Linked DNA regions of Homo sapiens: region 2 is linked to region 1. Evidence: chromatin loops called from intact Hi-C (ENCODE). Cell type or tissue: PC-3. All regions are shown on one strand.

Region 1 (2,500 bases):
TGCCTGAGACAGCCAGACCTGCCAGTTGTGGACAGCGTGTGACCTAGGGCTGCCTTTCCAGTGAAACGACCAAACAGACTTGCGACACGAGGCAGAGCACCGTCTGCTTCCCATTCCACAGATTAAAAAGAAAAGTATTCAGCCAGGTGCAGTGGCTCACACTTGTAATTTCAGCACTTTGGGAGGCCAAGTTGGGAGGATTGCTTGAGGCCAGGAGTTCAAGACCAGACTTGACAACACGGTGAGACCCTGTCTCTACAAAAAAGAAAAAATTAGCTGGGCATGGTGACATGCACCTGTAGTCTTGGCTACTTGGGAGGCTGAGGCAGGAGGATCACTTGAGTTCAGGAGGTCAAAGCTGCAATGAGTTATGATCGCACCACTGCATCCCAGTTTGGGTGACAGAGAAACCCTGTCTCTATTGTTTTGTTTTTTTTTTTTAAAAAGAGGAAGAATATTTTTTAGAAACTAAAGGATTTAATTTTGTCTGAAAATAACATAATGGTAGGTCCCTGATTTCTTCTCTGCCCTCTCACCCATCCTTCCCACCTCTGCTCTACCCTGACAAATGAGAAGGAAAATCCTTTATGGAAATGTTCTTTAAAAATATGTCTGTTTCTTCACAAAAGCCTCACAAAACAAAACTGAAGCAAGTGAGTCATAAATGGTAAACCACAGTCTGCATGACTGGGCCTTGAGTTATTTTTAATCCCACTAAAAACGGAGACCCATTTCACAAGTAACCTTCTCTTCAATGAAAGGGGTAGCAGTTCTACTGTGTTCTCTGCTGCAAAAAGGAGGAAATAAAAAAAATGCAGTCGGTCCCCAAATCCAATTATGTGATTGCTCTCACCCACTGTGTAATCTGTGACAGTCACCGACCAAGTCCCATCAATTTATCTGGCACTGACTGAGAAGTTACTCCACCCAGGACCTGTGCTTCCATAGTGACTTCTGCTGGAGAAGCAAGGAAATGTTCAGAGATGGCTTTTCAGCTGGGAACGTTGTTTTCTTCCCACGATCACCTGTTCTCATGCCCTGCGTACTGAACGTGCTTGAAGCTATCATTTCTCAGCTGCACTTTCTTCTCTTGATTTTGATGCTTCTGAGTCTACTCATTCCCCTTCATTTCCATTTCTTTATCCACAAAACAAAAGTAAAAAGCAGAACAAGAGAGGCTTCACCATGATGTGCAGGACAACTGTCTATTTCCGTATGGGAACAGGAGCTCCTCAGGAACGCTCCTCTCTCTGACAGCAGGCACTCAGCACATGCTGTTTCTTAGATGCCAAGTCATATTGCTCCTCAGACATGGGCATGGCCTGTCTGCTGCACTGTCTTCTGTTTCTCATACCCTTATTATCCAGAATTCATAAACGAATATCTGCAGTTTTCTAATTTTAGCTATTGGTCTTCCCTCATCACAAGCAGTCTCTTAACCAATTTTATATAAATATGGGAGATGAAGCACACAAGAGTCAGAGATTGTCCACTGCTTAGTGGGCTATCGAGAGGGTTAGAAGTTGAATGAAGAGCCTTGGATGCCCCACACCTGTGTACTATCCAATAACAGTAGCCACTAGCCACACTACAGAGCACCTGAAATGTGAAGCGTGCAAACTGAGATGTGCTATAGTACCTCCTGGATTTTGATCACTTAGTAGAAAAAGCAGAATGTAAAATATCTCCTTAATAATTTTTTGAATCTTGATTTACATGTTGAAATGATGTTTTGGATCTATTGGGTGAAATAGAATATGTCGTCAAAACTAATTTTACTTGTTTCTTCTGATTACGTTAAATACGGCCAGTAGAAACTTTCAAACTCTGTAAGTAGCCAGCATTCTGCTTCTGCTGGGATGGTGTGTGTCCAGAAGAGTGCTGAGCCCATGGCCTCTCTCCAGACCCACCCTGGGTGCAGGAAGAGGCTGGGTGGCTGGATCCAATTAACATGACTCTTGTGGAGTAATGATAACAGGGCTTGAGTAGCCTGGATTACACCCTGCCCCAGAAATCCAATAACAGAAGGCGTGAAGACAGGAGGTCATGGACAGTCTAGAGGAGCGGAAGAGTCTGTCTGGGGGATGACTTGGGTGCTTGTGTTGGTTCCATGGTTCATTTGCCCTGAGACTCTGAGCCATGTGTTTGTCTGGCTTATAACTGATGCTCAACAAATACCTGTTGAGTGGATGAATGAAGGCTGAATGAACGCACGCAGGCCAGAAGGCAGGGATATTTTTCATTTACTACAAAAGCAAAGAATGACTTTCAAAACTAGGTTAGGAACTGTTCAGAGTTAGAGCCACTTTCTCTAAAAGTGTCGCTGCCCAACCCCAAATCACTCAATGCTAAAGGAGTGTGCGGCAACCCAGCTGCTGTTTCCTTACCAGGTCTTGTGTCCTGGCAGGGAGGACTGAGGGAACCGAGTTTAGGAGTCTCTGGACTCCGGAGGGCATCTTTCAGGCATTCCTCTCCAACCTCCAGGGGACAGCCAGATCCT
Region 2 (2,500 bases), 96 kb before region 1:
TGCAGCCTTATTTCGGTGCTTGGACGTGCTTAACTTCTCAGGTTGGTGACTTCCCCCGAAACTCCAAATTCCTTCCTGGAACATCACTTTCCCCAGATCCTCCTACGACCAGACAACGTCCCATTCTTGAACTAAATCCCTTGTGCCATAGAGAGCTCACAGTGCCTCTGCTTTCTGAGTGAACCCTGAATGATTCAAAATTCTGTATCACACCAGGGGAAGAAACTTCCAAGTGGTGAGTGATTGAGAGAATAGTTCCTACTCCTGGAAACCAAATAATTGCTGGTTATTATCATGTCATTATTAACTAGTAATAATAGTAGCCGGCATTTACTGAGCACCCACCATATGCCAGACACACGGCCTTATATGCCTTGTGCCATTTAATACTCACAAAAACCTGCTGAGGTAGGTACTTGTCCTATTTTGCAGGTGAGAAAGTTTTTAGAGCTAGCTCAGTGCTGAAAATGTACACTCTTGACTATGCTATTTTCATAAAATTCTCCTCCACATGTCACACATTGAAATTATTTGTTTACATATCAGTGTCCTCTACTAGAATATGACATTTCAAGGTCAAAAAGTACATATTTTTGATATCTTCATTCTTAAAGACAGAGTCTGAAAATTAGAAGGTCTATGATAAATGTTTGCTAAAGAAATTGATGAATAGAAGGAACAGTGGTGAGAAGTGTGGCCGGCATTAGTACTTCTGGTTAAAGAAAACTGGCAGTGAGTCTTGCGACCGACATTTGTTCACATTTCCAGGATGGGAGCCTAGCTACATAAAAGAATTCAGAAAGAATACAGAGTAAGCATATGCTATTAATGGGAGCAATGGTGATAAAAAGAAAATGTTATTATCCAGATCACTTCACATTTTGGTGGGAGGTCAGGGACAACAGGGAAGGGCATGCATTTTATAGAAAAAGCATTTCAAAAAGTACTTTGGAATGTGGCATTTGTTTTTACTTTAAGGAGCACATACACCTACTTGGCAGTAGGGGGAGCAAGATGCAGGGAAATCTAAAATTTTACACTGGACAAAAAATGTGAAGACAACTGAGTCATCTAGGGATAAAAGCATGGGAAAGTGATTTGACACAAAGCTGTCTGAAATGGGCTATTGATATATTTTAAATACTAACTCCTTAACTTAAAATAGTTTTGAATTGGATACTTGAAAGAGTGGGAGGGTGAGAGGGAATGGGTGATGAGAAATTACTTAATGGGTACCAGGTACATTATTCAGGTGATGGACACAGTAAAAGCTCAGACTTCATCATTATTCAAGATATCCATGTATCAAAATTGCACTTGTACTCTTTAAATTTATATGAATAAAAAAATAAAATGGTTTTTGAAATTTCTCAGTAGAGCCCTAGCATTCTAGCACACACTCAAGGGAAAATTGGGCAATGATCAGTATAGGTTTTCAATAAGGATAGAGTAGGATACGTTGTTTTTTAACCTAAATCAGCAGATTTGGGCCAGGTGTGGTGGCTCATGTCTGTAATCCCAGCACTTTGGGAGGTCAAGGCGGGTGGATCACCTGAGGTCAGGAGTTCAAGGCCAGCCCGGCCAACATGTTGAAACCCTGTCTCTACTAAAAATACAAAATTTAGCTGGGGGTGGTGGCAGGCCTCTGTAATCCCAGATATTTGGGAGGCTGAGGCAGGAGAATTGCTTGAACCCGGGAGGCAGAGGTTGCAGTGAGCCGAGATTACGCCACTGCATTCCAGCCTGGGTGACAGAGCAAGAATCCGTCTCAAAAATAATAATAATAATAACAGATTTGCTCTTTAGTGGTAAAATTCACACCACATTTATGCCAATTAGACCCAGCCTTGAACACTTTGTGGTCTAAAGAAAACCAAAATTGAAGGGAAAACTAATGGTACCATTTAATTGAAATTCCCTAGGCATAATATAGTGTGATAAGATAAAATGTGTATTGCTATAAAGGTATGTTTTGCTTATTTTGTAAACAAGGATTATATTCTGCTTTGGAGTGCAAGGAGAAAGTCACAGTCTAGTTTTATGAAGACCAAACTAGAGAAAATCGAGTTATCTTAAAGTGTATGACATCTCCACAAATGAATGTTTATGGCTTTACACTTGGAGTGTTCTTGGAACACTCTTCATAGCAAATCCTCCCTCAGAAGACCCCCACCTGGCATCAGAACAAACGTAAGTTCTTTCAAAATTATTTTGACCATCTCTGAATTTTTTAATTTGAATCTAGGAGGAAAAATCCTGTATATTCAAATTGAGCAATGTAATTGGCTAATGAATTGTTATTATTTTAATTTAATGATGCAAACATTTTGAAATCAATTTCAATGCCTGTAAAGTTGACATTTGTTTGGTTCACCTCACTTTCAGGGCATTTTCTTGTCTAATTAAACCCATGTAGCAAGGACCAGAGCTCCAAAATACTTCAGTCTTCACTTAGGCTGATAATTCTGATTATGGTGGGCATAATGAGAATCCAAACAAT

The links. A loop is a pair of places that touch in the nucleus more often than their neighbours do. Peaks named below come from ENCODE experiments on the same cell type or tissue, not always from the same donor. Only the 100,000 strongest peaks of a DNase experiment are listed, where the experiment ranks them.
Region 2: it touches region 1 in a loop (4-fold over the local background); 3 of 110 quality-filtered maps call a loop at or near these places.

Annotation. Positions count from the first base shown.
Region 1 is chr18:5,974,543-5,977,042 of GRCh38, forward strand. The region is part of intron 16 of L3MBTL4 (L3MBTL histone methyl-lysine binding protein 4); the gene reads right to left. All of the region lies in intron 1 of LOC121725015 (a long non-coding RNA gene), which reads left to right. Among named protein-coding and RNA genes, the nearest start is that of TMEM200C, 80 kb to the left of the region's middle. In PC-3, CTCF peaks have their summits at 948 (motif pointing left) and 1,150; a DNase peak (open chromatin) is centred at 709; H3K27ac peaks cover 534 bases.
Region 2 is chr18:5,878,579-5,881,078 of GRCh38, forward strand. MIR3976HG (MIR3976 host gene) reads left to right here. Exons shown (of 10, transcript NR_172496.1): 6 at 1-41; 7 at 1,993-2,190. Among named protein-coding and RNA genes, the nearest start is that of TMEM200C, 16 kb to the right of the region's middle. In PC-3, a CTCF peak has its summit at 1,004 (motif pointing right); a DNase peak (open chromatin) is centred at 1,023.